Linked DNA regions of Mus musculus: region 1 is linked to region 2. The links are chromatin contacts, found by Hi-C or POLR2A ChIA-PET in ENCODE. All regions are on one chromosome and are shown on one strand. The core of a region is the stretch at or near the end of the contact, and the rest is flanking DNA. Distances in the headings are between cores, read along the strand shown. Region 1 holds the start of Fibp (fibroblast growth factor (acidic) intracellular binding protein). Region 2 holds the start of 4930481A15Rik (RIKEN cDNA 4930481A15 gene).

Region 1 (6,506 bases), core at 1,345-3,844, 54 kb after region 2:
AGGATTTGTTTGTTTAATAAACCTTTGTTGTGTGAAAGGTCCGTGTAGAAATACGCTTAACAATAATCCTGTACTTGATCAAAAAGGTCAAAATCTGACAGAAGAAGCCAAGGCTACACAGAGAAACCCTGTCTTGCAGAGAGAGAGAGCGAGAGCGAGAGAGCGAGAGAGAGAGAGAGAGAGAGAGAGAGAATCTTTTGGGGAAGAGAGAGAGGGCAGGCACAGAAGCTCACGTTGAGCATATGGCTCAATGACAACGCACTTACCTAGCATGTGGAAGGCCCTGGTTTATTCTTGGACCATAAAAAAAGGATGTGATACAGAAGTAGTCTCTGAGATCCCCAAAATATTTCCCAAAGAGGAAATACCTGAGGGGCCATTAAAGATGCATAAGATGCCAGCAGGGAGTTCCAGGACAGATAGGACTATGTAGAGAGACCCTGTCATCAAAACACAAAATACAAGACTGCCAAGAGAGAAAGAGTATGTGAAAGAAGCAAGAAGTGTGGGAAGAGTCACTGCTGCCCTGGAGAGTCTAGCTCCTTTAGGATTAAGCGAGGCTAGTTCTGAGAGTCTGGTAAGCGTGGGTATATGGGAAGTGGTAAGATGAGGAGGCTTTGAAGAGCAGGGTATATTGGTGGCTCCTATCCTGCAATCCCAGTGCTTGAGAGGTTGAAGTTGGAAAGGGAAGTAGACTTCAATGGCGGATAGATGTCGAGTTCTTAAGGACCTGCAGTTCTGGGCTAGAGGCTTGACAAAGGCCAGGTAGAATTTTAAAGAGGGAAATAACATTTCAAAATGTTTTGAGACAGGGTATGTAATCCTGGAGAGCCTGAAAGTAGACCAGGTTGGCCTCCAATTCACGGAGATTCTCTGGCCTCTGTGTAGGAATTACAAGCATGAACCACCACAGTCAAGAAAATATACATTTTAAAAAGACTTTTCTGAAGCCAGTTGTGTTGGTATTTGCCAGTAATCCCAGCACTTGGAAGGGAGCTGCAGGAGCCTCAGGAATTCAAGGTCATCCTCCCCACAGCAAATTCAAGACCTGATCTGTAGGAGACTTTGTCCCCAACTCTGTCCCCGCCAAAGAAGTCTCCACGTGTGCTGTGTGGGGTGGATTCTGGTGGCAGAGTGCACTGTAGATGAATAACACTGTGTCAGTGAACAGAGAGCTGTGCAGAACTAGGCTGGCACTGAGTCAGTGGGGCGGGGAGTAAGCCGCAGAGAGAGGCACTCAGCAGGCACATCAACAGCTCTGAATGCCTGAAGAGAGAAATTTGGGAGATAGCCCAGGTTTCTAGAACGAGATGGGTGCTGAGGCTGCCACGGAGATAAGAGTACAGGGAAACAGACTGGAGCTGAGAGGGATCTGTCTAGAAACCCTAAAATGTGCTCCGCCTAGGGACCAGAAGTGGAGTGGGAGACCTGGTCTTATAAACCAGGACCTCCTCCAGGACCTCCTCCCCCTGTCTCTAGGTAGCAACCCGCAAGTGCACTGAGATGAACTGGCTTTTGTAGAACTCATTTTCCCCCATTTTTCGAGACAGGATTTCTCTGTGTAGCCCTGGCTGTCCTGAAACTCACTCTGTAGACCAGGCTAACCTCCAATTCAGATATCTGCCTGCCTTCCAAGTGCTGGGATTAAAGGTTATACAGGGTTAATTTTATTAGTAATTATAGCCAGTAAGCTATATTTATGTATTATACAACAGTGCATACATATGTAGAGATCAGGTGATAAGGACTAGGTATACTGGTGGTTCCTATCCTGTAATCTCAATGCTTGGGAGGTTGAAGATCAAAGACTGCTGCCAATTTAGACTAGCCTGGACTACAAAGTAAGACCTTGTCTTAACAAACAAACAAAACAAAACCTGGAGCTGGTTCTTTCCTTACACAGTATGGGTGCAGGAGAACGAACTCAGGCTTGGTGGCTCCTGTGTAAATCTTTTACTGCCTCATGAAAAGACAAAGAAGACAGCCTTACTAGATGGGTGCCCCTGCAGATACCTACTTCCAGGCAGAGCTCTGAAAGACTTTAAGTGAAGTCACTAGCTTGTGTGTGGGTGTAGTATGTGGTGAAAAACTGGGGCTGGAGAGAAAGCTAAGTGGTTACAAGCAAGGAACCACAACCATATGTGCAACTAACTCATATTTGCCTGTAAATTTAACTCCAGGGGACCTGATACCTCAGGTCTCAAAGAACATTTGCACTCACACGTACACACCCTCTCCCCACATACACATTATTCAAAACAATAAAAATAAATACACTCCGGGAACAAGAAAAATGGTCATCTGTCTGTCTTATGGACAATGGAAGTAAGGGCCACATACACCTAGCAATCGCTACGATAGAACCTTGGAAACATTCTAATTTAGGATACAGGTCAAAACTGGGAGGCTCTGAGAAAACTGAGAAGATGGGAGTGACAGAAGGGGTTAACGGGAGAATCTGCAAGACAGGGTAGACTGAGAGAAGACTATCCCGACATCTTCCGAAAAACCGTTCACAGAGCTGAGCGGTGTCTCACTAGCTCCGTCCCGGAAGTGGTCCTTCATCAGCTCCGGGTGCCCGGAGCAAAATCTCCGAACTCCCGGAAGTCGCTCTGCGGCTACTCGCCCGGCCGGGGCCCGTACAAGCTCCAGCTTCGGGCGAACCCGGCCCGGGCATCGTCATGACCAGCGAACTAGACATTTTCGTGGGGAACACGACCCTTATAGATGAAGACGTGTATCGCCTCTGGCTGGATGGTTACTCAGGTCTGTGAGCCGCCCTCCCGGGAAGCTGTTGTTGGGGATCGGGAAGAGGGGGCGTGGCTAGGATTTAGGCTTGGTTTAGGGAAGTGGACAGACTGCGGGAAGTCGGGGAAGTGTAAGGATTGGAGGTGGAGGTGGAACCCCTGGAGGGCCTCTAGGGTCTTATGGTAGCGCCCACTCCTCAGTGAACGATGCAGTGGCTCTGCGAGTACGCTCCGGAATCTTGGAGCAGACGGGAGCCACCACAGGAGTGCTGCAGAGCGACACCATGGACCACTACCGCACCTTTCACATGCTTGAGCGTCTGCTGCACGCGCCGCCGAAGCTGCTGCACCAGCTCATCTTCCAGATTCCTCCCTCCCGACAGACACTCCTCATCGAGAGGTGCTCACCAGGGGTGGGGGACGGGGGTGGGTACTGGCAGGGATGTCAGTCAATCTGACTTATACCCATTTTGTAGACTGAAGCTGAGTCTGGGGGGAGGGTATTGGGATATACACAGGGGTAGATGGGGTGAACTCAGGAAATTAGAAAATTGAGAACAAGAGAAACCAATTCCAAACTCCCTTCTCCTTCCCTAATGGATCACCAATAATGACCTGTGCCTCCACAAGGTACTACACCTTTGATGAGGCCTTTGTTCGGGAGGTCTTGGGCAAGAAGCTGTCCAAGGGTACCAAGAAAGACCTGGATGACATCAGCACCAAAACAGGAATTACTCTCAAGAGCTGCCGGAGGCAGGTGGGTTCTACACATAACACCACTACCTGTCTAGCCCACCTCTGGATCCTTCTTACTACTCTAGCCCCACCTCTAGCCCGTGGTCTAGCCCATGATTGTGGAACCAGTTCCTTCTTCATATAAACCCTCTCCTCCCTCCACCTCCCCTCTGGCCAGGCGGACCAGGCTTAGGCTCAGTCTGACCGTGGCTTTCCTTTGCTTATAGATTTTCATTGGCTCCCACTGTCCTCGACCTTCAGACTCAGGTTGGGTCACTATAGACCTCTCTGGACTTAACATTTCTTGAGCCCCAAGTTTGTTTTTGTTCATGGTACTCCTGCCTAGAAGATGCTGTTCTTGGCCACATCTATCCCTTGAAATCGACAAGGGAGCTAGATCCTACCTTATCCATGAGCCGTTTTGGTAGCATTCATGCCTTGTCTTTAAGGGAGAAGTACCAGGGTGTAAACTGGGCGCAGATGGCTATGGGTATGGGTCTGGGCTCTTGCTACAACCTTTATAGGCCTTGAGTGCCTTTCCTTTGTGTCTAGAATGAGTTCGTGTGTGTATGCTGCTTGGTTCACTCCAAGTTACTCAGGAGAATCCGTTCTAATTCAGGCTCTTGAAGAGCCAGAGATTGACGGTCGTGATGCTAAATTGAACTTAAGGACAGGAATAAGTAAGCATTCTTTTAAGGAAAAATGCCAAAGGCTGGCAAACATTGTCAAATGATGGTAGTTATTAATACCTAGTCATGCCAGGGGTGCTGGCGCATGCTTTTAATCCCAGCACTCAGGAGGCAGAGGCAGGTGGATTTCTGAGTTCGAGGCCAGCCTGGTCTACAGAGTGAGTTCCAGGACAGCCAGGGCTACACAGAGAAACCCTGTCTCGAAACAAACAACAAAAACCTAGTCATTTGTTGAAGTGTTAGTGCTAAATTAGTACCTGCCCACCAGATAGGAGGACAGGAGGGAGAGATCCCATAGCAGCTCGCTCATGAACGTCTCCTGACCAGTGTTCTGTAATTGCCGGACAGTTTGACAACTTTAAACGAGTCTTCAAGGTGGTGGAAGAAATGCGGGGCTCCCTGGTGGACAACATCCAGCAGCACTTCCTCCTCTCTGACCGGTTAGCCAGGTGAGGGTCGCCGCCTCCTCTCTGACCGGTTAGCCAGGTGAGGGCTGCCACCTCCTCTCTGACCGGTTAGCCAGGTGAGGGCCGCCGCCTCCCTTCCTACTCGAGGTTTCCTGGGCCCTTAGCCTGTACGCCTTCCCTCTCCTAACCCTTTCCCCTCCGCTCTTCTGGAGGAATGATTATTCTGTTAGTGACCTGTAAACTGCATCAAATTGCCAAGCGTAAGGCATTTGTAAAGCATTGAAGAAGTGCCCAGTGATGCAGTGTGGCCTTCCGCTGTACTCCTTAGGAACTCCTCGTAGAGGTGGGAGGTTGGTAAGGAAATGGTCCGTGGTTGGTCCCTTGGTGAGTTAGAGCAGAAACACACCAGAGCTAAAATGTTGAACCAAGACTGCAGGTGGGAGCTACCTGCTAAGAGGGATTTAAAACAATAAAGAGTTTCTTCAAGCATGGTTCTGTGTAAGCTTACTCATCAGACACTGCTGTGTGAAGCAGAAAAAGGGATTTCTGGTCCTAAGAGAGCCACTGTCCCTGTCTGCAGGGATTACGCAGCCATCGTCTTTTTTGCCAACAACCGCTTTGAAACAGGAAAGAAAAAGCTGCAGTACCTGAGCTTTGGGGACTTTGCCTTCTGTGCAGAGCTTATGATCCAGAACTGGACCCTTGGAGCCGTCGGTGAGGCCCCCACTGACCCAGGTGCCTGGACTCCCTACCCCCTTGGGGACTGGTTCCCTGCTGTCAGTTTGTCCTAGCGTATAGATAGCTTCCACAGCGCCCTCAGCCCCAGACCACCTCTACGGATAGTCCCCTGGCTCCACGCACACCTGCCTGCAGGCCAAGGGTTCACCACTGCGTGGCCTGGGGCATGACATTCCTCTTTCCATCTCTGAGACTCCAGTGAGGTAGTGGTGAAGAGGGTTCACCTCCCAAGATGGTCTTTCATGCACCCACAACGTCTTTCATGGCCTTCGCAGACTCTCAGGTGGACGACATGGATGTGGACTTAGATAAGGAGTTTCTCCAAGACTTGAAGGAGCTCAAGGTTCTCGTGGCTGACAAGGACCTCCTGGACCTGCATAAGAGGTGACTGTGGGGTCCGTGAGACCAGGGATAAAATACTCTTAGTCGGCTAGAGACATAACTGCATCTTCCTACAGCCTGGTGTGCACTGCCCTCCGGGGAAAGCTGGGTGTCTTCTCTGAGATGGAAACCAACTTCAAGGTCCGTTGCCCTGTGCAGACCCTTCCCCCTAAAGTGTCAAGAGCCTCCTGTGCGCTACCCCTGCCAGGCAGCTCTGCTCATTCCTGAAGGTGACCAGCAGGTGGCACTGCTGCTCTCCCTGTCTGCCCTTGAGGGGGTCCCAAGCTCATAACAAAAGGGACTTGATTGTCTGAGGGAGGTGGATGAACTTGGGGAGGGGCCTGGCCCTCCTTCCGCCTCAGTGCGCAGCCTCCGCATCTGGAGCAGAAGACAGAACTCCCGAGATCCTTGCCCCACAGAATCTGTCTCGGGGGCTGGTGAACGTGGCTGCCAAGCTGACCCACAATAAGGATGTCAGAGACCTATTTGTGGACCTCGTGGAGAAGGTGAGCAGTCCTGTCCCCACCCCCTGGTCCCCAGCCTGTCCTGTCCCCACCCCTGGTCCCCAGCCTGTCCTGTGTCTAAGCAGTCCTAGTGGTGCCACCTGTTCCCTTGGACCTACAGTTTGTGGAACCCTGCCGCTCTGACCACTGGCCACTGAGTGATGTGCGGCTCTTCCTCAGCCAGTATTCAGCGTCAGTCCACTCCCTGGATGGCTTCCGGTGAGAGGTGCCAGGCCTGCTGGCTAACTTCCTTGCCCTCCAGGAGACTCAGGCTTCTCTGTTGAACTGCCCTGTGGGTGGAAGCTC
Region 2 (5,878 bases), core at 1,436-3,935:
TTTTAGTTTGTGTCAAGTCACTATAAAGCTTTGTGGCATGCCTGTATTGTTAGTATTCTTCAGTGAGACATGCTAAGTAAGGCGTAGAGATATATAGGACAGGAAACTTATTCATGGAATTAACTTATGTAACGAGGATGGCTCAGATGCCCCACAATAGATCATCTGCCTGCAAGATAGAGATACCAGCAGCAGTGGGGCTTCAGAAAAAGTTGAAAAACTTAGAGCCAGGGAACTCCTCTTATAACTTATAGTTCATGGTCAAAAGCCTGAGAACCAGAGCTCCCTGGGGCAAAGGCCAGAGACGCTTGAGTTCTTTTAATTTGTTTGTTTGTTTGTTTGTTTGTTTGTTTTTCGAGACAGGGTTTCTCTGTGTAGCCCTGGCTGTCCTGGAACTCACTCTGTAGACCAGGCTGGCCTCGAACTCAGAAAAATTTTATTGTGTGTGTATCTGGGGGATGGGGGGACACCAACATGCCACCGCATATATCTGGAGGTCAGAAGACAGCAAAACTCTAGGAGTCCTTCCTGAGGATTGAACTCAAGCCATCAGGCCTGACGGCAAGTGCCTTTACCTGCTAAGCCAACCACCTTGCCACCCAGGAGCCTGGAATTCTGGTGGCAGCAGAAGTTAGCAGAGCTCCTGAAAAGTCCTGTTTTCTTCCTGTGTCTACCCCAGCTGCTCCAGCTGCGTGGATGATGCCCATCAGCTGCCGGGGCCCATCTCCCTGCTTAGTTCACTAAGACTCGTGGTCTAGCTTCTGGAAGCATCTGTGCTCTATTGACTACTTAGTCTGGTGACGTTGACACCCAGAATTAACCATCATAGAAATTATTCTATTTGTTAAAGGCAAGGTCTTATGTTTTGAACACTGGCCTCAAGCTATATGTAGCAAAGGATGGATTTGAACTCTTCAGCGCCTGTCTCCACCTCTCATATATTGGAATTACAGGCAGAAGTTTCCAACCCATTGCACTTTTGCCTGAGACAGGTTTGTTTGTTGTTTAGGGTTTTTTGTTGTTTGTTTTCAAGAGAGGGCCTTACTCTGTAGCCCTGGCTGTCCTAGAACTCACTCTGTAGACTAGGTAGGCCCTCCAACTCACAGAAATCTGCCTGCCTTTGTCTCTCAAGTGCTGGGTTTAAAGGTATGTGCCACCAAGCCTAGCTCTTGAGATGTGTTCTTGCTGTGCAACCCAGGCTGGCTTTGAGTTCTTGATCCTCTTGCCCAGGCTCCAAGTGCTGGAACTGTAAGTGTGTGCCACATTTTAATTGTTTTTAATTTTTTAAAAAATATTGACATTTTTACTTGATATGTATGGGTGTTTTACCCACAAGTATATCTGTATGTATATCACATGAATTCAGTGCCTGCTGAGGTCAGAAGAGAACACTGGATCTGGAAAGGAGTTACAGTTGTGAGCCTCCATGTGGGTGCTGGGAACCCAACCGAAATCCTCTGGAAGAGCAGCCAGTGCTCTTATCCTCTGAGCTGTCTCTCCAGCCCCAGCCTGATCCACACTCTGCCACTTTTGACCCTCATCCTTGTCAGAAGTATGAATGGATTCAAATTGGATTCTATCTATCTATCTATCTATCTATCTATCTATCTATCTATCTATCTATCTATCTAAGAAAGAGTCTAATGTAGCCCAGGCTAGCTTTGAACTTGCTATACAGACAAGGATAAACTTCAACTTCTGATCCTCCTGCCTCCACCTCCCTAGCGTGGAGATTACAGTGCTCGCCACTGTGCCTGGTTTATTTGGTGCTGGACCCTTAACTCAAGGCTTCTTGCATCCCAGGCACGCACCCTGCCTCCTGAAACGTGCTCCCGGTGCAAGGGTAGATTTCTTAGACTTTTACACTTATTTATCTATTTGTGGATAGGCTGGGGTGTGTGGTCTGGGATGCATGTGACCACTGGGAGGATAACTTATAGTCAGTTCTCCCCTTCTGCCGTGTGAGTCTCAGCTGTCAAGCTTAGGTTGACGTTATGTTTCGTGGCTCCTTTACCCGCTGAGGTGTCTTGCCAGCCTCTAGGGTAAATTTTGAGAGAGTGAGTTGGTAATGACATCAGTTTGGAAACAGCTGGTATCCTGCTGAGATCTCAAACCTGAAGCTACTAAACTGTCTTCTTTCCCTCTTCCTGTCCTCCTCCTCTTCCTCCTCCTCCTCCTCCTCCTCCTTTTTTATGTTTGTTTTTTTTTTCAAGACATGATTTCACTGTGTAACTCTTATTCGCGTTCTCACGACCGGCCAGGAAAGAACACAACAAACCAGAATCTTCTGCGGCAAAACTTTATTGCTTACATCTTCAGGAGCCAGGAGCGCAAACCCCCAGCCCCAAAAGCGAAAGCCACCCCAATCTTACATCTTTAGGAGCCAGAGCTCCGGCGCGCCAAAGCGCAGAGCGCGCTCTATTGTTTACATCTTTAGGAGCCAGAGCGCCGGGCGCGCAGAGCAAGAGAGAATGGCCGAAACCCCGTCCCCTTTAAGGAGGAGTTATCCTTCGCTTAGGACGCATCACTCCCTGATTGGCTGCAGCCCATGGCCGAGCTGACGTTCACGGGAAAGGCAGAGTACAAGTAGTCGTAAAATACCCTTGGCACATGCGCAGATTATTTGTTTACCACTTAGAACACAGGATGTCAGCGCCATCTTGTGACGGCGAATGTGGGGGCGGCTCCCAACATGTAACCTTGACTGGACTGGAACTCACTCTGTAGACCAGGCTGGCTTCAAACTCAAAGATCCACCTGCCCCTGCTGGGTGCTGGGACTAAAGGCCTGCACCACACGCCTGACTGGTGAATTGTCTTCTAATTCTAAATCTGGTACTAAGTGCTCTAAGAAAGCTCAAGAGGCTCACTGGTGTTGTGGTGGCCCAGGGCGTCAGTAGTGCCGTGACCTCCAGCAAGCGTATGGCCTGGCAGTGGAGACTGACTAACCCTAAGGTAAAAAAACGGATCCTGTGAGGGGAGCCCCCATAGAATGGGTCTGCGTGTGCCAGAGGGAAGAAAATCAGAGCCATCGAAACATAGGGGCTACCATTTGCTGAAGTTGGGGTCGATCTGGAAAGGTGTCCCAGAAAACACAGGCAGCACCCACAGATAAGAACAGCTTTTGTAGTTTAAACTCTTTAAATGTGTAAGGATGTTTTGCTTGCGTGTATGTCCGTGCCCCACATGCCCAGAGAGTCCAGAAGAGGGCGCTGGTCACTGAAACTGAAGTTACAGATCGTTATGAGCCGCTATGTGGGACCTGGAAGCTGAACCCTCTGTGGTACACTCTCCCATCTGTGGTACACTCTCCCATCTGTGGTACACTCTCCCATCTGTGGTACACTCTCCCATCTGTGGTACACTCTCCCATCTGTGGTACACTCTCCCATCTGCTGAGCATCTCTTCCTGCTGGAGTAGCTTTATCTTGCTGGAGTAGCTTTATCCAGCACCTGGAGGAGCCAGTCATGCCCACTCCTCCTTTACCACCGTTCTCCTCCCATCCCTTTACAATAGGAGAGCAGGAGTTTGGAGTAGAGGGTGAGGATAGGAAGGACGCTTCCCTCTGTGCTCGATGGTAGGGGCTCCACTGGCCAGGAGAGCAGCAACTGTGTTGTTCTAAATCAAGTTCAGAGAGGCGAACACAAAGTAAGAGTGAGTCAAGCTCAGAGATCTGACGGTGACGTAAAACCAGTCACTTTATTTTAAATCACTCATTCATTTGTTCTATTTATTTTTATTGTTATTGTGTGTGCATGATAGGAAGGGGGTGGCTACTGCCACAGCATGTATGTGGGGTCAGAAGTCAACTTTGTTCTCTCTTGCCACTTTCATGTGGGTTCTGGGAATTGAACTCATGTCATCCGGCTTGCACAGAGAGCACTTTCCCCATTGAGTCACCTCACTATCCCCTATTTTATGTTTTAGGGGGGTCACCTCCACTATCTTACTCTGCAGCTCAGGCTAGCCTCAAATTTTCTTAAAGGTGTGTGCCTTCATGCCAGGCTAGCAGAGATTTCTTTAGTGACTTTAGAAGACTCCAACACTGGCTGCTAATGGGAAGTCAGATGGGGGTGGGTCCAGAGAAGACACTCGTCAGGGAGACTGTCACACACTTGAGCTGAGGGGTGCTGAGAGAGAAGAGCAGAAGTCAGGATGCCTTGGGGTCAGGAGAGGTCACGGAGACCAGGCTAAAGTGACCAGCACAGAGATTGTGACTTTTGAGGTGGCGCACACCTTTAATCCTAGCACGTGAGAGCAGAGGCAGGCAGATCTCTGTTGTGAGTTCAGGACCAGCCTGGTCTACCGTGTGAGTTCTAGCACACTCAGGACTATATATAGAGACCCTGTTTCAAAAACAACAACAAAAGAGCAAAGACTGCTGGGTAAGTAAGGGCTCTCAGCCAAAGGAACAGTATTTCAACAAAAGGGAAGTGACTAACTGTGAGAAGAGCCACTGAGAGGTCAAGACAAGGACAAAACTTAACAAGTGAACTTGGCAACCTTACTTGCTCCCTAGGCCCCGTTCTCTAAGGCATCGTGTAGAGAGCTCATTACAGAGTCCAGCTAGGCAGAGTTAGGATGTGGCTGGGAGCTTCTAAGCTTGATGACCTGACTTTGATCTCTACATGGAAGAAGAAGGACCCACATGGAAAAAGAAGACAGATCCAAGTCCTCGGACTTTCACAAGTACGCCATGACATGCACAGCTTCGCGCCTTCCTTTTTGTGGCACAGGGTTGTTGTATGACATCATTTCTGGGGCGATAAGAAGAAGCATCCTCTCAGCCCAGATAGAACTAACACCGTGCCAAAGTAAGATCCCAGTGTGGGTGAGGGGTTACTTAAAAGAGCAGAAGCCACTGAAAAGGAGCTGCAGTAACAGAGCTGGTCCCCAGCAAAGCGGAAACCTGCAGCTCACTGCACAGCTTGCAGGCAGCTCGGCAGCTCCTTTCTGTGCTTTCAGACACGGCCTCACTGTGTAGCCCTGCCCAGCCTGGAACTTGTTATATAGACCAGGCTGACCTCGAACTCCTTCTGAAGCGATGGTTAAAGGTTTGTGCCACCATATCAGGCAAAAAAATGTAATTCTTAACAGTAATGAAAACCATCTGTCCCTAAAGCAAGCCCAGAGAGGAGCAAGCTCCACAAAACAGCTGTGCTGAGAAGTCCCTGCCAAAACCTCGGCTGGCAGACTGGTGGGGTGGCTCAGTGGATGAAGGCACTTGCAGACAAGGCTGATGATTCAAACTCCATCCCTGGAGCCAACAGATAGATAGGGAGAGCTGACTCTCAAGGTGTTCTGATCTCCACACCTGTGTGCACCTCCCTCTACACACACCATATATAAGGGGAAAAAACAGTACCTGAGCTGTCTTTCCAAATCTTGATAAGCTGACCTTCAAATTCATATGGAAGTCCAAAGGTCTCAGGATAGGCGATCTTGAAACAAAACAAGGTTGGATAATATATTTTACAGTTTCCCATTTGAAAGTCTTGGTGAGGACTGGAGCGATGACTCAGCGGTTAAGAGCACTGACTGCTCTTCCAGAGGTCCTGAGTTCAATTCCTAGCAACCACATGGTGGCTCACAACCATCTGTAATGGGATCCTATGCCCTCTTCTGGTGTTTCTGAAGACAGCTGCAGTGTACTCATATACATTAAATAAATAAATAAATAAATAAATAAATAAATAAATAAATCTTTATAGAAAAGAAAAGGAAAGAAAGGAAAAGACAAGACAAGACAAGAAAAGAAAAGAAAAGAAAAGAAAGGAAAAGAAAAGAACAGAGTGTCTTGGTAAAAGCTTCAGCCATCAGACAGTGTGGAACTAATGTAAAGACAAACCTTAGAGAAAATCGTGGAGATCCACAGGAT

The links. A loop is a pair of places that touch in the nucleus more often than their neighbours do. ChIA-PET counts read pairs that join two places held with the same protein, here RNA polymerase II (POLR2A).
Region 1: POLR2A ChIA-PET joins it to region 2 with 12 read pairs in Patski. The contact joins the promoter of Fibp here to the promoter of 4930481A15Rik in region 2. A Hi-C loop is called at or near these places in 1 of 37 maps with a recorded cell type or tissue (T-helper 17 cell). POLR2A ChIA-PET finds 5 or more read pairs at or near these places in 3 of 5 experiments (Patski and embryonic stem cell).

What each region holds. Positions count from the first base shown.
Region 1 is chr19:5,458,013-5,464,518 of GRCm38, forward strand. It overlaps Fibp (fibroblast growth factor (acidic) intracellular binding protein), which reads left to right and starts at 2,595. Exons shown (of 10, transcript NM_021438.4): 1 at 2,595-2,766; 2 at 2,949-3,147; 3 at 3,378-3,504; 4 at 4,520-4,620; 5 at 5,159-5,292; 6 at 5,592-5,700; 7 at 5,775-5,838; 8 at 6,117-6,203; 9 at 6,322-6,419. The coding sequence starts at 2,682.
Region 2 is chr19:5,404,130-5,410,007 of GRCm38, forward strand. 4930481A15Rik (RIKEN cDNA 4930481A15 gene) reads left to right here and starts at 2,686. Exons shown (of 4, transcript NR_027938.2): 1 at 2,686-2,954.